Regions from separate parts of the Homo sapiens genome. Here region 2 is linked to region 1. The links are chromatin loops, found by intact Hi-C in ENCODE. Cell type or tissue: Calu3. All regions are shown on one strand. Each heading gives the region's core, and the rest is flanking DNA. Links, peaks and the distances in the headings are about the cores only. Region 1 overlaps SSBP2 (single stranded DNA binding protein 2). Region 2 overlaps ATG10 (autophagy related 10).

Evidence for each region. Hi-C counts contacts between places; a loop is a spot of excess contacts. Peaks named below come from ENCODE experiments on the same cell type or tissue, not always from the same donor. Only the 100,000 strongest peaks of a DNase experiment are listed, where the experiment ranks them.
Region 2: a loop joins it to region 1, with 2.4 times the contacts of the local background. A loop is called at or near these places in 2 of 110 quality-filtered maps.

What each region holds. Positions count from the first base shown.
Region 1 is chr5:81,421,441-81,429,440 of GRCh38, reverse strand. SSBP2 (single stranded DNA binding protein 2) reads left to right here. Exons shown (of 17, transcript NM_001256732.3): 16 at 758-856. Among named protein-coding and RNA genes, the nearest start is that of ACOT12, 31 kb to the right of the region's middle. In Calu3, for the core only: a CTCF peak has its summit at 3,751 (motif pointing left); a DNase peak (open chromatin) is centred at 6,550.
Region 2 is chr5:82,098,378-82,116,207 of GRCh38, reverse strand. The region is part of intron 3 of ATG10 (autophagy related 10); the gene reads right to left. Among named protein-coding and RNA genes, the nearest start is that of ATG10, 140 kb to the right of the region's middle. In Calu3, for the core only: a CTCF peak has its summit at 8,748 (motif pointing left); no DNase peak of the experiment used is centred there.

The DNA of each region.
Region 1 (8,000 bases), core at 1-8,000:
GGTAATAATGAGACTAGCAAATTTAAATAGAATATGAAGCAACGCACTGCTAACTTGGTGTTCGATTAGATTGCTAATAACAGTCATTTTATCTTCCAAGGAAAGTTCCAAAGTAAATCTACTCTTAAACTAATGATAGGAAAATATTCTAAAGCAGTTTTCTTTTGAGCCTCCTTTTCCTCTAAGAGTACATAATAAATTCTCAAGTCCTAAGGTGTCTCTTGTTCTTAAGTACAGTTGTTAGCTATCTTTCTTTTTTCCTTAAAGTTCATGTAAAAATGGTTGAAATAGTGTTATCTGTATACTGCATGTAGAATTAAAAGGAAATGTTTATTAAAACAGTGACCTTTCAAAGTTTGGTTAGTGAAATGACTAAGGGAGTTATTGTTCCATCTTGCCTTATCAGTGGGTAGGATCTCTTCATCATGCCCCTGCTGGGAATGTTTTAAACTCTCCAGTGTTTTAGGAACTCTATAAGCTGAGGGTGGGAAATTGAATAAATATTGATTCTGAAGCTAAGAAAATAGTTGTGGTAGGTTATTGGGGGTTTTTTTATTTTTTTTTAAATTTTCATTTGGGAAGGCATTAGTACTTGTCAAAGTGCAAAGAATGAAATAGAATACATGGTAGAAGTCTAAGATTAAAATTAGAAGTATGCTTTGTCCTTAGGGATGCTGTTTCAATATTCGAAACAGTACAGTGCAAGAGGGAAATTAAAATTTTCAACAATGCCTTGTTTTCTAAATCTTGTTTACAGAATTCTCCCAATAATATGAGCCTGAGTAATCAACCGGGCACTCCAAGGGATGATGGCGAAATGGGGGGAAATTTCTTAAATCCTTTTCAGAGTGAGAGTGTAAGTATTCCCTTGACTATATTATACTCAAATTTTATTTCTGAAGCTCTTCTGCTAGAATAAATGCATAAAGCCACTTTTACTGCTGTTTATCTAGAGTTCAACAGGTTTATCTTTTAGATAAGAGAAACTTTAAGTGGAATATCTTTGAAAATAATTTTTAAAACAAACTTTTTCTTTTTTATTCTGTGTACATAGTTAGAAAAACCATAATAATAGTTTTCTCATTGAGAACCTCCACTGTAAAGGAACAAACTGGAAACAGGTTGCCTATTTGATACTTTTTATAAGTTTTCATGCTACTAAAATGTCTCAGGTTGCTGCAAAACTAGGTGTGTTTCAGTGCTGTCCTCAAAATCTAAAAAGTCTGTTCTTACTTTATATAGTAGACCTCACTGGACTGAAGGCCAAATTGGCGGTCTGTTAACCTGAGCTGAATACCCAAGTCACTGCTTGCGTGTGATTGTACTGTTACACAAAAGTTCATTCCATATCTCCATAGAAGTAGACAGAACCAAAAAGAGAAGCAATAAAATTCATTCATTTAACAAGCAATTACTGAGCACTTACCACATGCCAAGGCAATATGCTAGGTATTGGAGAGACCAAAAAGACAAAATGGTGCCTTTTCTCAAGGAGTTCTATGTAATATAATGATTTTTTACATTAATATTTCACATTAGAAACCCCAATGGAATTTTTTAAAATACAGTTTCCCAGAACTCTCCCTAGACTTAGTGAATCAGAATTTCCAGGAGTGGAGCTGGGCATACTTGAATGTGGAAAAGCTTTGTTGCTGATGCTGGTGTACATTCTCTGCTAAGAACCACTGAACTGGAATGTAGCATAAAAGATTTCAAAACCCAAATGAATTTCATCTTCACAGGATTCATAGCATCCTTAAAATTTCTTACGGAGGACCTACCAAACTGCAGTCAGAATCATGAGAGAGACTACCCTCATTTTGCCCAACTCAGCATTTACCAGAGGTGATACCATCAGAATTTGAAGCACTGGCTAATAGCACGTCTACCTTTATACAGAGTGGCTGTTCCATTCCCAAAACAGAATACAAGATTGAGTGCTCTGTGGATTCTTGTAGTTCTGATATCCACATGGGACCTTTGCAGGGGACAAGACATCCCCTGTTTTTAGAGTTCGTTTCTGTTAAAATTATGCTGATCTGTAGTTTACTTGCAGGCAATATATGATTAGTGAGGACAAATAATTTTTTATGTGTAACAGTTTACAGTTGAAAAAAAAATTTAGCCTGTCAGTGTTAAGGAAAAACATGAGAAGCTACATAATTTAAGTCATAATGCTTAAGATTATGGGAATTATTTTTTAGATCCTGGTTCTTTGAGTGGTTTGCTTCAAAACTATGGACAAATTAATTTTTCTATGTTCACTTTTATCTAATTAAAGACATTTATTTCCTTTTCGAGTAATTTTACCAGCAATAAAGTGGTATAATTCAGTGAGGTATTTGATAATTCAATTCAGTTTAACATTTATTGAGCCTATTATATGCAAAGCATCAGGTTAAGACCAAGGTATTCTGAAATAAATATAACACCTACTTTCAAAGAGTGCAACCCAATAGGAAAAACAGATGTTGATATAACTAAAACGTGTCAGATTAATGAGTGCTGTAATGTATATATAAGCCATGTATTTTAAAAGTCAGAGGAAATGATTAATTTGGAGTTGGAAAAAAACTTTTTTAAAAAGCTTCCACATGACTTTCACTTATGGGCAGTGACAAGAGGAACTCTTCCCTCTACTTCCTTCCCAGATTTGTCATTAGTGACTGCTGTCTTAACAGTTGGAAGAGGGGTACCAATTCAGAACTGGCATCAGAAAGCTCTTCACTGGGGCAAAGATTCAGATATGCCAGGATGTGGAGAACTTCCTTGCACAGAATAAGCCCCAGCTTCTCCCTTCAATCCCTAATGGACTATGCACATGGCAAACAACAGATTCTTCTGTGAATATGTGCATTTAGAAACGAGAGCAGCTGGAACAAGGCTTCTTCCACCCCTAACTTCTGGCTCACCCTCCCTGCCCCTGAACTTAAGCGGGTTCAATGCTAGACTGCCAGCAGAGTTAACAGCAAACAGAAGTTCCCTGCTTTCTCTTCCCTCCTTGTCTCCTGTCCCCACCAGAAATGTTGTAAAAGGAAAAATAATTTGATGGTGGACTGAGAAACTGCACCACCACCCTGGAGGGTAGTACAGCCTTGGAAGCAGGTACACACTGGCTTCTCCATTCTTCTGTCTCCTGAGAAGAAGGGACTTGTTATGAATGATATCATTGTTATGTGTGGCTTTCTTTGTCATATTACTATACATTTTTGTTTAGATCTTTTTATAAAATCAAGCAATAAGAGGAGAGAGGAAGAAAGACAAAAGAGATTTGGTGCTGACAAATGTAAGGCTTTGAAGAAGTAAATAAGCTAGTTATCCCCAATAAGTTAGCTTTGCTATAATCAAGGAAAAGCAGAACTCTTAATGAATTCAAAAAGAAAACATTGTTCAATAAATGAACATGCAAGTTCTAGTGTTTAATACACATAACTCTGAAAGCACATATTTTTGAGCAGTCTGCCTTTTAAGGATCTGTCAGGTTTTATCTTGAAGTTAAATCACAGAAGGAGGCCTGGGAAGGGAGCAAGTATCTATTGAGTACTCTTTATGTACTAGATACTATCCTAGTCTCTTCACACTCACACATGCTGCTTCATTCAATTAATATAGAAACAAAAATGCCCAGCCCAAAGTCATAAACCTTGCGGTGCCAACATGCTTGACAAAACAAAATGCGAATCAAAAAATGTTTCACTGCTGAGGTTTTTTTTTTTTAAGATCACAACCAAGACCCTTTATTTCAAGAAACAAAGATGCCCCCTAGTGTTCAAACTGTAAAATGTTTGTTTTGGAAAGTATAGACTACAAAAAGCCTTAGTTCAAAAAAAATAGTTTTTCATGCTTCTCAAGTGAAGAAAGTAGCTGGTCTGGTCTTATTTCCTGAATTAATTTAGCAAAATATTTTCCCATGGCACTGAAATATAATCAATTGAGTAAACATGATATTAAAATAATGGCATCAAATAGGAATTACAAACAAGATGGTAGATTATCTCTCATTCCCTTACCCCCTTTGTCATTTTCTGCTATTGTAAAGAAATCACATCAGCCCCAATTTTTTAATGTAATCATAAATACTAAATTTATTTCAATTTATGTCACTTTTGTTTAGCTCAGGGTAGAGGAACTGTTCTTTATTTCTCTCTAAGAAAATAAAGTATCATACAGACACTTAAACAGAAATATAGTGAGAATTAAAGTGTTCTTGACATGTATAAACAGAAATTTATACACATTGTTCAAAGACTTCATGGAAATCTCTGGATTTTATGGTACATGAACTGGGCATAATAAGGAAAAAATCACAAGTTCATAGCAAGGCGTGCTATCTCATTTCACATTAAAAGATAAAATAAGTTGGTATACATTTAAAATAATATCTTTAAGGGTTACATTTTTAACTGAACCAAACTGTAATGCTGTTGACTGCTTTGTAAGAGCTGTTTTATCATCTGGTTAGGGAGAGCCAGACTCAGAATAGTTTTGAAACAGGGCAACCTGATATCACAGCATTTTGGCATAAACATTACAATATGTCATCACATATTGATGCAGCAGTACAATAGAAACATTGAAGTGTGGTCTCAGTACAGTACACCATGAATATTTTATGTCTCTAAATATGATACTCCATTTAACACCTACTCTTCCTTTACTTCTGGAAAATTGTAAGCCACTTCTCTACTACTTTGAAGAATAGTAATCTATAGCAAAATTCCTTTTTGCTTGCCCATTCTGTGAGTTTTCCTAGAAATTTTGTTATTTCCCCTTATTTCATTTTTTGAAGTAGTTTCAGTAATGGTGGCCAAACATGAGCATTTTACAGCCTCAGGAGTGTAAATAGCACGTTGCATATGTAGACACCCAGGCATAAATACAAACTATTTTACTGTACTAAATATATTTAGCATACCATCTTACAGTTATTTGTACTACTCAAAAATTAAACTTTATTAGATGGTTGCTCCTTTTTCTTTTCTTTCTTTTTATTTATTTATTTATTTATGTATTTTTGAGACTAGAGTCTCATTCTGTTTCCCAGGCTGGAATGCAATGGTGCGATCTTGGCTCACTGCAACCTCCGCCTCCTGGGTTCAAGCAGTTCTCCCAACTCAGCCTCCTGAGTAGCTGGGATTACAGGCGTGTGCCACCATGCCTGGCTAATTTTTGTATTTTTAGTAGAAACGGGGTTTCACCATGTTGGTCAGGCTGGTCTCGAACTCCTGACCTCAGGATCCACCCACCTCGGCCTCCCAAAGTGCTGAGATTACAGGCGTGACCCACCATGCCCGGCCAGTTGCTCTTTTTTCTGAGTTGTTTTGTATTGCGTGGAGCTGATGCTTCCATTTTGACTGAATTGGGCCCTCATTTTCTCTATTTTTTCACTCAGTTTCCTCCCTGGGCCAACCTCACTCTTTTAACTTCCCAACAAATCAGTAACAAAGTATCATTTTTCTGTAAGATTGACTTAAAACATTTGAAATATCACAGATAAAAAAATGTTAACAGTTGCCAGTGTTGAGATGATAGCAATAAATAAAAATGGTTGATAATAGAGTATATGCGTATGTATAGCTTGACATATATACATACTCTTAACAACGTATAGTATAATGAAGGCTATTCTATATTTTCAACACTATTTCCTAACATAACCTGACATATGAATGAACTGGAATAATTTTTTTTTTTTTGAGACGGAGTCTTGCTCTGTCACCCAGGCTAGAGTGCAGTGGCACAATCTTGGCTCACTGCAACCTCCGCCTCCTGGGTTCAAGCGATTCTCCTGCCTCAGCCTCCTGAGTAGCTAGGATTATAGGCACCTGCCACCTCGCCTGGCTAACTTTTTGTATTTTTTAGTAGAGACAGAGTTTCACCATCTTGGCCAGGCTGGTCTCAAACTCCTGACCTCGTGATCCACCCGCCTCAGCCTCCCAAAGTGCTGGAATTACAGGCATGAGCCACCACACCCAGCCCCAGAAACATTTTTAAAAAGCATTTCCTTTGAGGTCCTTTCTGAAATGCTTAGTATCTTTTACTGGTTTATATTATTGACACAGTATACTCAATAAGATCTTTGTTTTAAAAGAATGATTGATTATCTAGCTGCCCTATTAATTAAAATTACATACGACTAAAATTTCAGTTCCTAAATTGTACTAGCTACATTTCATGAACTCAGTAGCAACCTCTGGCTAGTGGCTGTTGCAGTAAACAGCACAGAATTATAACATCATCATCACAGAAAGTTATATTGGACTGATGGAATCACCAATATTTATTGTAAATAACAGTAGCTGCGGAAAGCATAGATTAAATTTATCTGTGCCCATTTTGCCATATTCTCTGATTTTTTCTACTCTAGTAAAATCTTGCTAACCACTTATTTTCTTTTTATTTATTCTTGCCTCTAAACTTTTAAATACCAAAGTATAGTTCTGTTTAGCCGCAGGCTCTGGATAGTTGAAGCATGCTGTCATTGTTTATAATGTGAGACGTGGAATCACATTATGTGCATGGAATCAATTGAGTAAACATATTAAATGGTATCATGTTTGTGATGATGAAATGGTGGGTTGAAATGTGATGTGATGAAATGGTACTCTGTTCCCCTCTGACACAGGGTCAGGGATCAGTTCCATGTCATCAGCATTTGTCTATGACTGGAGGTTTTGCTTTGCTTTGCTTTTCTGCTGCTATGATCAAGGGGAGAGGTTGTCTAAACTGAATCTCCTTTCTTGTTTCTGGCAGTTTCCCTCTATTTTTTTTTCTCCTATGACCTGTCTAAAAGTCTCCCCTTCTTATCACCATATACTCACTATAATCCTACATACAGGATCAGTTCAAGTATGTAATTTCACTTTCCTGTACTGAAACTCTGTAGGCTGTGAAGTGATTAACAAGTATTAATAGATTTTCCTTGATGTAATGCATGTTTATAGGATTAAACAATCCTCTTCCTATGGTCCAGTGACCCTTTTCCAGGCCTAATCACCCACCTTTCCTCAGGAACAGTGCATGTTTTTGGTTTGAGCCCTAATGACATCTGGCCCAGACATGTGCCAGCTGAGCCATTGCCCCTCTGTGCTCTTCCCTGGGGAGTCCTGCTTTCACACTATAATCCATCCATACATCAGTACACACCTATATGTCTTTCTGATTTCTGCAGCCGGTCTCAGCTTGTCTATAATTCACTTCATTTTATTCTCTTTCTGCCAACTTTCTGAAAAGTTCGTGCTCGCCTACCCAGGATTATCACAGCTTCTGGTTAGGTTCCTGGAACCTGGGACCAATCCCTTTGACTTTATCTGCCTTTTTCTAGGAGGCACAATTGTTATTAGCATGTTGAAAGGAATTGCCTTTTACCCTGGTCCTCATAGGTTTCCAATAAAACGTTTAAAAAATTTCAGGGTCCACATTTACATTTTAATTTAGAAACTGTCTTCATCCAAAGAGTAAATTACCATGTGGGATTAGATGCTTCTCCCCACAGCTCAGATAGTCTAGAGCTGTGCTGTTCAAAATGGTAACCACTAGCTACATGTGGATACATGAATAAATTAAAATTAAATAACATTAAACATTTAGTGTCTTGATTGCACTAATCACATGTCATATGCTCAGTAGGCACATATGGCTAGTGACCTCCAAGTTGGACAGCACAGACCACAGAACAAGTATGTCTTTGAAGAAAGTTCTCTTGCATGGTGCTGCTGTAGAACTTTTCTGTCACAGTCTATTCTCCAAGAATATGAGGGTACAATGGCACAATTAGCAAAATAGTTGCTCTTTATTTCTCTCTAAATCATTTTTGAAACCACTTTTTCCAAATCTCTGAAACCCTCACCTTTTATCATTTGTCAGCCTCATCAAACTGACAAGTCCGCATGTAACAATGATGTTCCTACTCACGTGCAAAAATGACTGGATTACAGTTAGAGTCACAGGCCGAGCACAGGGTCTCACGCCTGTAATCTCAGCACTTCGGGAGGCCAAGG
Region 2 (17,830 bases), core at 4,031-12,030, 680 kb before region 1:
ATTTGATAACACAAATAATTTGGTTGAATTATATGACCTCAACAGCCCCTTCTGGACAAAAATTCTATATTATTACAATTATTTTAGATTAGAGACAAGCATAGTGGAACATGAATTTCAAAATGAGAAATGTCAGTCTACTATATGCCAAGTCAGCTAAATTGCCCTTGAAATGTATAGCCATCTCCCAGTAAGAATTAGCAGTCAACACACTTAACTTTCTACGCAAACTGTGTTCTCAGCCTTTTACCTATTCCCACCTTGTATCAATTCCACTTCTCTTAGGAGCTTGCCCTTGCTTCTTCTTCTCTTGAATCTGTTACTGCTACCTCTCCTCTGGTTTCTTTCCCAAGCTACTACTTGTATTCAGCCCTTGAATCTGAATCCAGTGAAATCCCAGCCTGATCCAACTTGCCATAAAAGACCCTACCCTTTGCCTCTGCTGATCTATGTGGCCAGCTCTGCTAACAAATTTGGCCTTACCATACAAGAAGGAAATGTGCAAAATAACTTGCCAAAGGTCATGAAGCAGATGGGGTGTAGAACTATGTGTTTAAAGTATGAGACAGTATGATGTTACAAAAAAATTGATTAAACTTAAAGCCAAATGACAGATTTGAATCCTACCTCTGCCATTTAATGGCTGAGTAAATGAATCTGGTCAAAAGGCGAGACTGTATGACCTGCAAGGAGCTCTCTCAACTCAATACTGTTTATTATAAAAACTTTCAATCACATACAAAAGTATAAAAGCAGTAAAACGAATCCCATGTGTCCATCAGCCAACTCAAAAACTGTGAACATTGGCCAATTCTATCTCATCTACTCTCCAGCCAATACTTTTTTCCTAAAGCAAACCCTAGGTATCATGTAACTTCATCTGAAAACATCACTGTTGTACTTTAATAATATAAATCTATTGATATCACACCTAACAAAATTAACACTCATTCCATAAAATCACTTACTACCCAATCATTTTCAATTTTCTAAGATTGCCTCAAAAACGCCTTTTAAACTTTTCATCGTTGATTTCTTCCAAACAGGATCCAGATAAAATCTATGCATTCTATGACATTTTTATCACATAAAAAGAAAGTTAGTTAATTCTGTGGTTTACTCCATTCAATACAAACCTCTAAAACTGTGCTTTTCAATATAATAGCCACTAGTCACACATGACTATTTAAACTGAAATTTACATTAATTAAAACTGAATAACATTAAATATTCAGTTTCTCAGTCATACTAGCCACATTTCAAGTGCTTAATATCTACATGGGCTAGTAGCGATCATATTGTACTGTAAAAATACTGAGTATTTCTCTCACCAGTAAAGAAGTCATATAGTACATATTTTACATAACTGCAGGAAATTCTATTGGCTAATGCTGTCTTAGATCCCACAGAGATTTACCTATGTATCAGTCAGACTGCCGCCCACTTCATAGAACTTAGAAAACAAGTCTCACTGTAAACCGAAGATGCCGAATCACTGGGGACTCTCAAGAGTCATCTAAGACCAACTAGCCCATTCCTGGTCCTTAGACTTGGTTCCTCAAGAAGGGAGACCAACAGCCCAGAACCTACAGGTGGGCTATCCTTCCAAAGTTCATTTGTAACTCATTTTAATCTTGAAATAATTTTATTTAGGTTCCCAAGCTACCCTTAAAGCCTCAATTGACTCAAAATATAGCTGTAATTTTATACAATGAACACTAGGAAAAATTATTATTGCTATTGTGGGCAGGGCAGGAAACCAAATAATTGGTTTAGTACGCATAGTATAATTTCTATGTGCATAAAAGTGTTCCTCACAGTAGAGAAGATGAGAAGACAGTGTCATTGGAAACATGTCTCATTTCTCTCTCCCCTTTCTCCACTTCTACCATGGCAGAGAGTAAGTAACAAGGAAGAAAGAACAGAATGTGGGAGGACACTTCTTGTGCTTCAGGACAGCCCTCCCCAGTCTGAGGTAAAACAGCCAATCATACATATAAGATATTTGTAAGTAAGTCATTATAAATAAGAACCACAGTCCAACAAAGGCAATTCCTTATAATTTATTTAAGCTAAGCAACATAAAGCCTTTGCCTGATTACTCCCTCTTACATCACAGTCGCACAAGGAAGGAAAATTTATATAATGTAGGGTTGATGCAGGTCTTTCAAATCTCAACAAAGAAAAAAATCATAGACTAAATGATTACTAGATTTGACTATAATTATTTTTTAAATTATGTATGCCAAAAAACACTGCAAACAAAATCAAAGTACAAAAACTAGGCAAAATATTTGTAACATACAAAACAAAGTGCTCACATCCTTAATAAATAAAAAATCTCATAAACCAGTAAGAAGTGAGTACCTTAAGGGAAAAATGAACAAAAAACAAGGATAAGTAATTTATGAAAGAAAAAATGGACACAGCTAAGTAGACAGGAACATTTTCTAGCTTCACTGATAATCAAACAAATACAAGTCAAAACAAAGAGATAATTTTTTCTTATCAAACAAGCAAAAAAACCAATTAATTTTAAGTAGTAATTTCTAGCACTCATTCTTAGAGGAAGGCCTGCTAGAGGGAGTAGGGCTATTGGCATCTCTAATGTAGAACTAGCATCTTTCCAGCTCCCAAGCGAGAATAAGTACAATACACTTGAAATAAGTCTTCATCCCACTGAAAATGTGAACTGCATCACATAAATATAAAATATCATTCCCAATAGTTATGGCAGATAATTTTATTAACAGGATGAACATGAAAAACTGAAAAATTTGACTTTTTATATAATAATACTTTATCTCTATTATAGTTTACATTAAGCTATTTTAAAGCCTTTTTAGTTTGCTAGTCTGCAATCTTCTCTGCATTGCTTCTTAGCATTGACTCATTAAGTATTCTTCATCTGATTCAAGGCAAAATATGCTTCTGATCAAATATGCACTCACATGCTCTTTGGCAAGCTACAAACCAAATTAGAAAAATCATAAATCTGGTGCTAAACGTTCTGGAGGAATAGTATATGCTATACCTTCTTTATCAAAAAAGCACACATATGGATTGCAATATGTCAACAAACGGCGTCTGTGACTTTTCTCACTCCTAATTTAAAAATCACAGAAAGATCAATAAAATAAGCTATACTACTATATTTGGATTAATAACTAACAAACCTAGCTTCTTACTTCTCAAATGGAAATCATTCAAAAATACTTTTAAAGACACTCAAAATGTGTACTTGAAATGTACATTTTAATAACTATATCTGCATAAAAGTTAAAAATAAATACATCTGATATCCCAAGGCTGATACCAATTTTAATATCACTAACCACTTGCACAATATGGTTCTCCAAACAAAGTTTGCTGTTATGAAGCCAATAAAATCATTCTATCACTTTAAATATGTACCTTGATTTAAGAAAATCTTCAGTTTCCCTACTTAAATCAACATAACAAAATGGATCAATTATCACAAACCTTTAAACATATATGTAAAATGCATGTTTATGCCATGGTTTTGTCATTTTATTCTACAATCGATTATTCTGAAGGTTCTTAATAATCACAGCACTAATGTCCAATAAATCATGCATATAATAAACAAAATTCTTTTTGTAATTCATAGGAATCAGGGTCTTAAAGTACAATACTGTATATCATCATTTAGTAAAATTAACAAATAGAATTTTGAAAATGAGATTTAGGTATTTATGAGATATACAAAATAATAAATTTTTCTATGCAAATAATAAAATGCATTAATCAGAATTCTCAACAGAAGACTAAATTACCCCCCAAAATCTGAAAAAAGTCCTATCACAATTACAGTACCTATACAAAAGATTCAAAGCCCCCTCAAATATATTTTAAAAATGGTTAACAAACATTATCTTTTTAAAAATTCAAATTATTGTTATTCATTAAATTTGTATTTCAGGATCACCACCTGCAAAGTTCTGGGCTATGCATGATAAAGAGGAGAAAGATGCAGTGGACATCTTTCTGAGACTTATAAAGGAAGAAATGATCTAACAGCAAGGATAATACATACACATCCCCAAACCACAGAATTTCAAAGCTTGAAGAGATGCTCATGTTTATTTAACCCAACATATGTAACTACTTATTATAAAACCTGTGTTCAAAACAGAAAAAAAATTTCTTTCTGATTTATCAAAAGTATATTAAATGAGTAGGAGTTTTCTCTTCTTTTGAATTTTTCCACTTGTGAATTGTCCCTGTATGCCCTTTAACCACTTTTCTTTTGTAGTGTTAGTTTCACCATGAACAAAACAGATATATGAACACAAATATCCATCATCTATCACGCTGTAAATATTTTACCTATTGTAATTTGTCCTTTCACATTAATAGTTAGTTTTTTTGTAATGTCTTCTGGTTTTTCTTTTTGATGCAGAAAAACTTACAGATCATCCCTTCATAGTTTCTATTTGAGGCCATTTGTAGAAAGATTTGAGGATCACCAGTGTTTTCATCTACTAGTTCTACAGCTTCACTTTAAAAATGTAATTATTCAGTCTATTTAGGATTTTATTCTGGGGCACACTATGAAATAAGGCTTCAATTTAATTCATTTTCTTATGTTTACAACATTAAAATTGAATGGAGACACCAAAAAAGAAAAATTTTTTTAAGGAAAGAAAATCGAAAATCACATACAAAACTGAGAACCATCAGTCCAGCCTCACAAGCCACTGCAACTTTCATGACCAGAGAATAACTGACCAGCATCTGCAGAGTTCTGAAGATAAGAAACCACAGCTAGAGAGCAGTCTGCATAAGCAAGATGTCTGTATACCACATAACAGAAGACATCCGTAACACAAAATGGTCACCCAGGAGACCTGCCTGGAGGATTCTACTTGATGGAATCTAGACAGTTAAAATATGAGTCACAGTTAAAATTCTGGGTTAGAAAAGTCAAGGTAAAAAAATTATGGTGAGGACTAATCCAGTTAAATATAGAATTAGAATTAAAACAACTATAGGACTTATTACAAAATTAAGTCCATGTAAATGTTATAAAGTTTGATAAAATAAAAATACCATTGTAACAAACAGAAATAGGAAAGGGAGGAAGGTGGAGTATACGTAAGCATCTTTCAAAACAGATCAATGTATATGGTCTAAACAGAAACATGTATCCTAAAACCATAACTCTAAACTTGTTAATTTTTATCATAATCTCTTTTCTTAACTTCAGACAGATCTTCTACCATATCTACTATTGTGTGTAGTAAAGAAGCACTTATTTCAAAGTTCTACAATTTGATTAGGTACCTTTAGTTTCTTTTCCTTTTTATAAATGTAGGTAAAAGGATTTTAATATTTTTTATTTAAAATAACAGGCATACAAAATTGACAAATGGGATCTAATTAAACTAAAGAGCTTCTGCACAGCAAAAGAAACTACCATCAGAGTGAACAGGCAACCTACAAAATGGGAGAAAATTTTTGCAATCAACTCATCTGACAAAGGGCTAATATCCAGAATCTACAATGAACTCAAACAAATTTACAAGAAAAAAACAAACAACCCCATCAAAAAGTGGGCAAAGGATATGAACAGACATTTCTCAAAAGAAGACATTTATGCAGCCAACAGACACATGAAAAAATGCTCATCATCACTGGTCATCAGAGAAATGCAAATCAAAACCACAATGAGATACCATCTCACACCAGTTAGAATGGCGATCATTAAAAAGTCAGGAAACAACAGGTGCTGGAGAGGATGTGGAGAAATAGGAATGCTTTTACACTGGTGGTGGGACTGTAAACTAGTTCAACCATTGTGGAAGACAGTGTGGCAATGCCTCAGGGATCTAGAACTAGAAATACCATTTGACCCAGCCATCCCATTACTGGGTATATACCCAAAGGAATATAAATCATGCTGCTATAAAGACACATGCACACCTATGTTTATTGTGGCACTACTCACAATAGCAAAGACTTGGAACCAACCCAAATGTCCAACAATGATAGACTGGATTAAGAAAATGTGGCACATATACACCATGGAATACTATGCAGCCATAAAAAAGGATGAGTTCATGTCCTTTGTAGGGACATGGATGAAGCTGGAAACCATCATTCTCAGCAAACTGTCACAAGGACAAAAAACCAAACACCGCATGTTCTCACGCATAGGTGGGAATTGAACAATGAGAACATTTGGACACAGGAAGGGGAACATCACACACCAGGGCCCATTGTGGGGTGGGGGGATGGGGGATAGCATTAGGAGATATACCTAATGTAAATGACGAGTTAATGGGTGCAGCACACCAACATGGCACATGTATACATATGTAACAAACCTGCACATTGTGCACATGTACCCTAGAACTTAAAAGTATAATAAAAATATATATATATATTAAAAAATAAAATAACAGGCATAGTATGATCAGCAGATCAATGGGGGGAAAGAAGGAAGGGAAGGAGCGAAGAATTAGAAAGGGAAGAAAATTCTATTTCTGGTTATCTAATGTATTGTGGTTATTTGAGGGGTAACTTTTTAATCCCTCTTTTGCATTTGAATTTTTTATAGTGAACATATATCATTATAAAAAATAGTGATTTTTTTCTCTCATAAAAAATCAAATAAAAAGTAATAAAGACAAGAAATCAGGCTTACAAGAGCATTATACAGCTTTTGGAAACTAAAAAATAAGTTTGATCCACAAACAACTCTCTTGGATATCAAAGTTAAGAGTTCACAGATTTCAGCCCAAGGTGTGAGTTCTCTGGGATCTTTTAACTTCTCATAAACTGAGTCATGAGGCGGAAGTCTACTTTGTATTTTAGTGCCCAACTAAAGCTCTGTGCATATTTAGGAAGTCTGGTCTCCTGAGTGAACAAATCTAATGACCTCTCCTCAGTTCCCATACTGTCCCCTACAACAGTTGATTCTGCGATGGCACCCTCTTTTATACTCTGGGCAAAGGCCTTGCACACAGCAAGAATGCAAATATTTGCTGATTGAGGAACAAGGCATTCCCCTGACCACTCTCATCTCTGTCAGAGTTTGTGCAGGCTCCTTCTGTCTCTTATTTCTTACCTTAGCCTCCTATATGTAGTCTTCCACCAAGGTTAGGCTCTCATTTCATTTCTCTTCTTAGTCTATACACTTTCTCTGAAATATATCATCGATTCTCAAGTTGTAGCTCTGACTTTTCTTCGGCTCCAAATCCAAAATTTAAAGTATGTGCTACATATTTCTATAAGATTGCCTTCAGGATCTCAAATCTGACATGCCAAAATGGAATTATCTTCCCCCCTATGCCTGTTTCCCATCCCACTCCCCTAGCTGTTCCTTCCCTTACATCTATGGAGGCAATGGCAACACCATTCCTGCTTCCTGGTCACATAGTCACATAGACTGAAAATTTGAGAGCTATCTTCAACTCCTTTTTCTGCCTTGTGTTTAAATATTTTATACCTTTGTAATGTCTCTGATGCACATTCCATCCTTCCTATCAACACTGACATCATATAATGCAAAAACAGCATAACATGATAAAAAGAATATCAGGCTTAGACTCAAACAACCTAGAATTTGAGTACCACCTCAGCTCTGACTATGCTATGAGACCTCATATACATATTACTTGACATTTTCAATATATATCTTCAAATCATAGGATTATCTTGAGGGATATATACACACACATATACATGAGATATATACACATGTTATACATACATATATACACATATATACATATATGATATGTACATAAATATTATATAAGAGCAGTATTATTGCATATACTGTGTGTATATATATGCACATATATATAGGTGTCTAGGGTTCTCTGTAGATACACAAATATGTATGCATGTGTATATATATGTATACTCGCAAATACAAATGAAAGGTATTACTACAACCATTACTCTTATTATTATCCACGATGATATAATGTCTGACCTTACCTAGTATAAAAATGTCTAATCTTTAATCTCTCAGTTCTCCAGGCAAGCTTTCACACTGAAACAAGTATTATTTAATCAAAACATTATTTGTTTCCTCGAAATGGTGTGCAGTTTGCTCTCCTCTGACAACAGAATAAACTCAAAAGCACTTAGCACGGATTTCAAGGTGCTCCATTATCTAACTCTACCTTAGCATTCTGACCTCACCTCCCAGTACATAACCCCTCTATCAACCAGGTTCTATCTAGCCTCAGGCCTAGAATTGTCTTGCTCTAAGTATACCCTGCATTCATGCTGCTCCATTCAGTCTAGAATTTCCATTTTTGGAAACCTCTTATTCAAAGTCCAATTCAAATGTCACCTTCTCCATAATATCCCTATTTGTTTTTTATTAAGAATTAGCCCATATTCTACCTTTATTATCCTTCTGCATTGTAAACAGAGGATATTTACATTTCTTTCTCTCCAACTAAATTATAAATTATTGAAGAATAGAGACTGTGGAGTATTCACCTTTGACTCTCCATCACGCATCAAGTCTTATAAACAGTAAGCATTTACTGAATGTTTATAGAATTAAATTGCATAATAAAGCCCCTCAAGTCTTTTAATTTCAGAGAAGTTAAAACTATACAGTAAAAATGTAAAATCAACAAATTATTCATTGTAGACATTTTTTAATGCAAGTGAAAGAAAATATTTTTAAAATACATTGTAAGCTTTAAGGTAAACAAAAATATTGTTTGGTGCTCCCTCTGCTGGCTTTGCAGAAGCAACTTAAGAATGTTGAACAATAACACCACAAAGAAGTAAACATCAATTCAGCTTAGCTGCTCCCTTTATCTCCTGCAAACACCCAGAGTAGAAACTTTCCACTGAGTTCTTTTGGAAATAATCCTACATGTAAAAAGGTTTGTCTATGAAATTTGTTTACAGGGACAAAACTGATCTTAAAATTTTGCTGATAATAATCCTGTCAGAATTCTTGTTTATACCTTTGTTTTCTAACTAAACCACCGACTTTATGTATAAACAGTTTTAATTTTTAGCTGAAACTGTTGAGAAGCAAAGTAGAATAAGATCTTTTTGCTTTCTATTTAATCTATATATATATTTTTAAAATTGATTAGGAACATAAGAGGTTAAATTCTTCTTGTGTTCCTAAACAGAGTTATTCTGAGTACCCTGAAGGCATTTAATTCCAAAACAGGAAGCCAGAGAGAGGAACACTTGGTTACACTAATGTTATGCAGATCTTTTGGAACATATTTTCCTAAACACTTGCTGAAAGAACCTTTTCTATACTGCATGCTATCACATGAAGTTGGAGAAGGGTCCCACGGATACCACAGTACACTGACTGCTCAAATTGCCCCTTATTACTTCTCTATTTTTCTCCACTTATCTTACTTTAAAATGGCCATCTGCTTGCTCATAGAAGGGGGTAGGAAAATCAGGTGGGGGTCAGGGAATGTTTATTCATACACTATAGTTTAATTGTTTTGCATAAATGTGTATAAGAGCTATGATATAGCTTATGATAGTCCATTGTTAAGAAAATGATACCATAGTAAGATTAACCTGAGACCAGCAGAGGCTGTTAAAGATTGGTGTCCTTTCTAATAAATTCTTGTTTTATATGCTTTTAGCTCTACTATAAAACCTCTGTAATCTAAAACATGTTAAATGAGATCTCACCCTGGTAAATGAAACAAAGAACAATGGTAAACCACAGGCAAGTGGAAAAGGCAGTGGATTCATGCAGTTCAGAGGTGTGCATGCTGGAGCTACCTCTGTTACTGAGCAAATCACATAACACTGTAGGGCTCTATTGCCCAACCTCTCAAATACGGCTTCATACCACTAGAGATGAGCAAGCTGCTATGATCCCGTGACTAAACAAGTGAACTAGAAAGGTCCACTTTAAGTTACTGAGGTAAAAGATGGTAAAATAACACCAAGGTGGGTATATTTTTCATACGCTGTTTGATCTTATACACCATTTCAATGCCATTTTTAAAAATAGCTCTTTTTCTTACTTTCTTAGTTAAATGCAGTTATGTTTTAAAGAAAGTAAATGATTACTGAGCAATTACCCTCTATGCTGGAAATTAAGGTTTCATGCACATTCTTGATTATCCATAAAAATGAAGTCTTGTAATATTAAATGCAACAGTTTAGTCAGAAGAAGCCAAATAGGAAAAATAGTCAATATATTTGATTTGATTATAGTTACTTTCAAACAATGTATAACAAAATTAATTCTATTCTTAATTTTTAGACACTAAAAATTGTTATTGAAATCAGGTATTTGAAAGTCAAAATTGTATTTTTAGTCCATTCTGCATAGCTTGGAAATCATTTTTTCCTTAAGAAATCTCCATGTGAACAAGAACAAGGGTTTAGCCACTGCAGTAAGCTACTATTGGCATTCTTGTGCCGAGATTCTTGACTGTTAGCCTCTGCAACTGACAAAATCAAAGCCTGGCTGGTGACTGGGTGCCACTCTGTTAGGTGGGTGCCATAGGACAATGGCAGCCAGGCACAAAGGAGTGGGGAGAAAAGAGTCAGAGTACAGAAGGGTATTCCCAGACTCCCTCTGACTCATTCAGTAAATGGCAACCTCTAAAATGCTGAGCTTCTGTTTTTGAGCAGAGCTGTCAAATCATTAGATTTGTTTTTGGAATTTCAATTCATGAATATGTCCTCTAATGTTCAGAGGGCATTCTCACTGAAATATACAGTTACATATATGACTGCAGCAAAGAAATTCTTACATCCCAAAAGATTTAACAGCAATTCTTCATCAAACAATGATTCATTCCACTTTAAATTATCAAATGCTCTATTCCAAATGATACAACAAGGTTTCAGAGCTGTAAATTAGCTGGCAGACAATATCTAAAAAGACATTTTGAAGTGTGGAAAAAAATATTCAGAAAATGTGATTCATTTTCATTTAACATAATATAAACCCAATGATGAATGAACACAGGAAATTTACGATGTGGTTTATTGCAAAAAGGAAACAGTAGTATCCAATAAAATCTATGCTTTTTGCATTCCTTACAGTAATCAATTTACCCTATTAACCAATACCAGTACAGCAAATTACTGAACAAGTTCTGTAGAGAAGAAAGCCATTAACCAGGCTCCCGCTTTGTTGACGTCATTATGTGCAAGTGTGTGGTAACATCAAACACTGACATTGTTAGGTGTTCGCCACAATAACTCAGTGATTTCTAGATGGATGCAGCATAAACTGATCACAAAACCAATTCAACTATGTTACATTTATTTCAAAACACCTATAACATCAACAAATACTAGACACTTTGAAACAAAAATACATTTAAATGAATATAACTTTATATTCTAGATGTTTTTCCCCTGGAAAATAATAACAAAAGACCTTGTATATGACAATTCAATATAATCTCATATATAGGTTTAACAATAAAGCTTAAGTTGTCTCCCCCTTAAATCAGTAGGTCTCTAAAGGTATTATTTATCAGATCCTTGCTGGACAGATAATTTAATTAAATAATGGTGTTTAAGAAAAAACTATTGAGTTTTAAATTATTGTAACTCTCTGCTCTTTCTCTTGCCTTCAGCTAATCCCAATATGACAACCAAAACCAGTACAGAATCTGGTCAGTTAACATTACTACTTAATTTACCTATAAAATCGGATGTTAAATCAGTTGTTTGAATAGTGTTCAGAAAAACAAATTAGTTGTATCAATTTTTTATATTAATAACTTATAATTGCACAAAATTTCATCTAAAACTGAAAAAAAAAAGTATTTTAGCATGACCTAAAAACTGACAGTTAATTTTCAAGAGAGAAGATGAGAAAATTCCAGTATGGAGTTCACCTACTTCATTCACCCTATGGAAAGATAACAAACTCTTTCAGAACTATTTGGCAAGTGGGAACATAAATTATTACAATTACCTTAGAAAACGGTTGGGCAGAATCTATTAAAGGTAGACATATGCATACACAAGGACCCATTAATTCCACTCTCAGGTATAACACAAGAGAAATATGTACAGATGTTCGCCAAAAAAGATATATAAGAATGTTCATACCAGTACTTTTCATAATAGCCAAAAAATGGAAGGAACATAAACATCTATCATTTTGTAGAATGTATAAACAAAACATGGTATATTTGAACAGTGGAACTAGATACAACAAGCAGAATGAGCAAATAACTACATGCAACTCTGATGAATTTTACAAACAAAAGAAGACAGACATGAAAGAATATGTATGATATATTTATCTAAGGTTAAGAAGAAAGAGGAAAAATAAATTGTAGTGTAACAAGTCAATCTGTAGTGACTGTTGGGGGCAGGTAGTAACTGAAAATGTCAAGAGAGAGTCCTGAGTGCTGGTAAAGTCCTGTTTCTTCATCTGGGAATTGGTTGCACGAGTGGGATCACTTTGTGAACACCCACCAAGCTTTTTAAAACACTTGTAGGCAGAAGCTGTGGAGAACCACTGAAGCCCACCCAAGGCATACATTCATAACTGAGTATGGGTTTCTAAAGGAAACCCACCCAAGGCATACATTCATAACTGAGTATGGGTTTCTAAAGGAAACCCACCCAAGGCATACATTCATAACTGAGTATGGGTTTCTTAAGTCCCTGGGGGCAGGGGAAACAGGACAAGTGGGAAGCAGCAGGCAGGAGGTAAGACAAGAAATAGACCTGTTAACAAGCCCCAGGTAAGTGGTAGAAAAAGAGATAGAGGGGCACACAGGTTTATGTAAGAGTGAATCCCAAAACTGCAAGCACAGCAAGGAGATGCTAAACTTAGATGTCCATGGAATAAAGGGCTAGGACTTTTGGCTTAATGGGGTCCCTGCTATGTTAGGACTTCATTTTAGAATACAAAAGAAATCAACAATTTTTGATCAATGTGTATCAGATACTGTCATAAAAGCTTTACAAATAAATTATTTTACATTTTACTAGACCAAGAACACAGAAAAAGATCAAAACATATTTATTAAATTTAATTTGTCATAACCCTTACATAATAGGTATTATTGTCCCTGTCTACAAACAAACAACCTGAGCTCCAGATGAGTTATTTGTGCAAAGTTTTAGAAATAAAAAGTGGTAGAAGAAAGTTGGCCCTTTTTTTCCTTAGGGATGAGTTGGGAAGATGGAAGGAAAAAGACAAATAATCAAGTCCCCTTTTTTTAAACTAATCTCCACCCTAAAAAAAATAAATTGTCATCTTTAGAAAACATAACTCAATTCAGTTCAACACAGTGCATATTATATTAGTTAACCATTTCATCTGAGGATCAAGTTAGGATTCCTCAAACTACAAGCATTAAAATTGGGTGAAAATGAGGCTTGGATGCCAATGAAGAGGAGGATTAACCAGCTAGGATCCAACAGTGGTTTACACAAAGCACAGCTGAACTGTAAATGGTTGAATAAGTATTAGAAAGTTAGGGTATCAGCTAAAAACACTGTGAGAAGGATGGTCAAAAGCATGCCTTGAAAATATATATAGTCCAATTTATGTGTGGCTGGTCTTTTTATGTATTGGAAGAGTTATTTAAGTCTTTAAAAGAGCCCAACTCAACAGTGTTTGCCATTGTGTTCTTACTGATACTTGGTTTACCTGTTTGGAATCTTGAAAATGATGTTTCTTTTATCTATGGCATTTTTCTAATTTGGCAAACAATAGATTTTCTCCTTCTGTTTCTATTGGAGTAGACATTCAATAACTATTGTGTTTACTTAATATTATCTGTGTCAGTAAGAATGAGCACAGACCTAGATGTATGTACTGGAGTACTTTCAGTCTACTTACTACAGACTCATGAGGCAGGGAAGGACACAATAGCCTAAAATTTAAAAAGTCATAACTCTAATATGTCTAGATCTCTTAATTAGAGGACTGTGAATACAAATCCAAAATACATACCACACCAACATCTTACTATTTTCTGAAGAAACATATATAATTGAAACACCTCAGGAAAATAAAAATCTACCACAAAGTAAGACTGAGGCTATACATTTCATGTGCCACAAATCTTAAAATGTATCTATGTCACAGCTATACTGAGTGAAATTTGAGTCAACTGATCAAATCTTTCCTGTAACAAATTATTCTATAATAAAAGTCATAAGGCACAGAACTTTATGTATCAGAAAGACTGCTAAGTGTGTGAAGTCAGTATGTGTCCACAGAATCTTATTTCAACAGTGCCTTCCATTAAAAGAATATGCTGGCATCTGCACAATATGAAAACAAGACTTGTGTACTAAGTGTTCACTTTACGGAACATTTGTCATTATTGATTGTAGTAAACAGAAATCTTATTTTATCGAAACCTCTTATAAGAATAGTTAATCAAACTAAAACTCAGCATGGCTTCTGCATAGGTATATTGAAATAGTCTTGGCACATAGTATTGGAAAAAACTACATATCAGGTCTCTTCCTAAAACTTCCCTGATAAGCAATTTACCAGCTGCTTTTGAATGTTCAACAACAGTGACATCAGTACCTCTAAAAAAGCACATTGAATTTGGGGCAGATGAAACTATTAGGAAATTCTTCTCTATATTTAGTAAAATGTAACTCTTTTTAACTTCTACCTACTGATCCATTCTGCCTTCTGAGTTTAGACATGCTATACCAAGCTATTTGCCTCTCAATATCCATTGTCCTCCTTCTTCCCTAATAATAGAATCCTGGGCAATACACCTAGCTAGAAAACTACATTTCCAGCCTTCATAGCAGCCAGGTATGGCCACAAGACCAAGTTGTGGCCAAAAAAGATGAGTAGAAAGGGAATTCTGGAAAGCCTTCTTTAAAAAGAGAAGGCGTGCCCTTCCTCCACACCAAACCCACCCTTCTGCCTGCTGTCTGGAAAAAGGATGTGATTGCAAGAGTCTGAGCAACTTACCACAAGGTGATCTTGAGGATGGAAATAATCATACATGAAGGATATCAGAGTCGGAGTACTCAGTGACTTTATGGAGCTGCTTTACTATCTCCAGACTCTGTTTATATAAGAGAACAACCCTTATGTGTATATTCTTGTTATCCACAACTTAATTAGGAACTTAATTCCTAACTCACATACTGAGACTATGGATAAGTTTTTAATATTTGAAAAGCAACAACACATTTTACCTATAACCTCTCTACTTTAAAAATAACATTTTCAGCTTCCTCACCATCTGAGTCATCCTCTTCTATACAGGTTGAAGCTACTCAGAATCCTTCTTAAATGTTTCAGAATACAGCTCAATGCAATCCACCAGATGTAATCTGACCAGTTCAAAGAACAGGGGAATTATTAACTTCCTTTTTTACCCCATACCAAGACAGCCTTATGCATTAGCCTCTTCAACAGTCCTCTAGACTGAAGACTCATGCTGTGGTTACAGGCAGCCAAAAAAAAAAAAAAAAAAAAAACTAGTTCTTGTTTTGTTTTGTGTATTGGAAGTGCTGTTACACCAGACTTTCCCTGCCTTGTATATTTCAGTCTTTTTTCTCTTTAACATAAGTATAGAACTTTAGGTGATGATCAAGGCAAAAGACAGAGCCCTTCTTTTGCCCAGATCTACACTGAAGATCTCTCTCCTAGTGGGCAAGAAGCAAATGATGAATGCTCTGGGGATGCTAGTTCAACCACCTCTGAATTCCCAAAGATCTTTTTCTCTTTCTAAGAATTCAGGGGCCAACTACTGGGCCATGGGAAGCCCAGCAGGTGGAGCTCAGGAAGCCACCTTCCCCAACTACTACCACCTAGAGAGAGACTGGCAGTATGAGCTGACACAGTGAAGATGGGTACGTATGCAGGGAAAACGTGGGGATGGGGAGGCAGTCAAAACACCACCACCCATTTATATAACAAATACTTAGAAAAAAGAAATCACTGGGCCAGGTGCGGTGGCTCACGCCTATAATCCCAGCACTTTGGGAGGCCGAGGCAGGTGGATCACCTGAGATCACGAGTTCGAGACCAGCCTGGCCAACATGGTGAAACCCTCCCTACTAAAAATACAAAAATTAGCTGGGTGTGGTGGCAGGCACCTGTAATCCCAGCTACTCAGGAGTCTGAAGCAGGAGAATTGCTTGAACCCAAGAGGCAGAGGTTACAGTAAGCCGAGATCACACCACTGCACTCCAGCCTGGGCAACAGAGCGAGACTCCAGCTCAAAAAAAAAAAAAAAAAAAAAAAAAACACAGAAAAAGAAAGAAAGAAATCAGAAATCACTGTCTCTTTAAAAAGAAAAAAAAATCTATTAGTACATTGAGTGTAAGGTGGGAACTTGACTAGTGATTGATTGACAAAGCAGTGTAAATTCCATAACCACCCCATTTGCATAGATATTGATTGCAGTAGGTTCAGAAGACTGATTATGCTGCTTTTCAGATTTGAAATGAATGTCTTTTAGCTTAGGCCTTCAGAAAAACCAAGACTGCAAATGTTAAAGACCTTAAATATGCACATGTAAAAACATATTTATGATTAATGATAATTCATTAAGTGTAATACTATGCTAAATTAATATACAGAGTAAGACTGACTTGTGCTGATGGGATTATCTTGTTTATGATTATTATTATTGACTTTAAAAGAGCTATGTAACTATTTTCTGAACAAAAGGTGCAGTCTAATATACACAATGCCAAACATTGGATATTACCTTCATTGTCACTATTCATTTCCTGTAGGTTCAGTCACTATAAGAGTTCTATGTGTCTATAAATGTAATTCTATTGATTAAAAAATAATATACAGAAATATTTAAATATACATATATTAATGTATTTATTTCTGATTAAAAGATAAAGTAAATATTTTCTCAATAATTATACCAATATCCCTTAAGTTACATCATAACTAAAATTATTCAATAATTAAATTATCATTCCTTTTAATTATTCAATATGTTTATCAATCTTTTATCCAATCGATGTACTTTTTAAAAATTTATCAGGCTACCATGAAATAGGGACAAACCACATCCATTCTTTCCTTTATAGAGGTAAAGTTTTTTCCAACTAAATATTATATTCAAGTTTGGCTGACAAATATCTAGTATCTTTTACAATGAATAATCTGAGAAAATATAAATCTAGGTGAGGTTGCAGTGTGAACCACTCTGATAGCTTTTTCTCTTCCTTTTGGTAGGAAAAGAAAGATTGGCAAATTAGTACAGTTTTGTCTAGCTTTTGGTTCATGGTTCATGTCAGTTCAAGTCCCTGGTTAAATCTAAATTAAATTCAAGATGTAATGCCATTTTATTGATCTTATAAAGTTCATATTTCTATTTTACTTCAATGCTGCCAACAAGTCTAAATGTTGTGGGTGAGTTGGACAAAGACCCATGTAATTGGGTCAGGCTGACTTGTTGTGGATCACTTAAAGAACTATCTATTCAGCAGCACTTGTGAACTCACATTGTTCCAGCAGCTATGACTGTTTCTCCAAATCTTAGTCAATTCTGAATGACCTGAAAATTCTTTACCAGTCCCATTTAGCTAATGGTTTTGTCTTCCAAGTCAAATCAAGTATGGAAGTCTATAAACGATAACCCCTTTGTTTGCAGTGGTAGTTAAAACCAACATGGCCAGGCACAGTGGCTCACGCCTGTAATCCCAGCACTTTGGGAGGCCCGAGGCGGGTGAATCACGAGGTCAGGAGTTCAAGACCAGCCTGGCCAAGATGGTGAAACCGCATCTCTACTAAAAAAACAAAAATTAGCAGGGCGTGGTGGTGGGCGCCTGCAATCCCAGCTACTCGGGAGGCTGAGGCAGAGAACTGCTTGAACCCAGGAGGCGGAGGTTGCAGTGAGCTGAG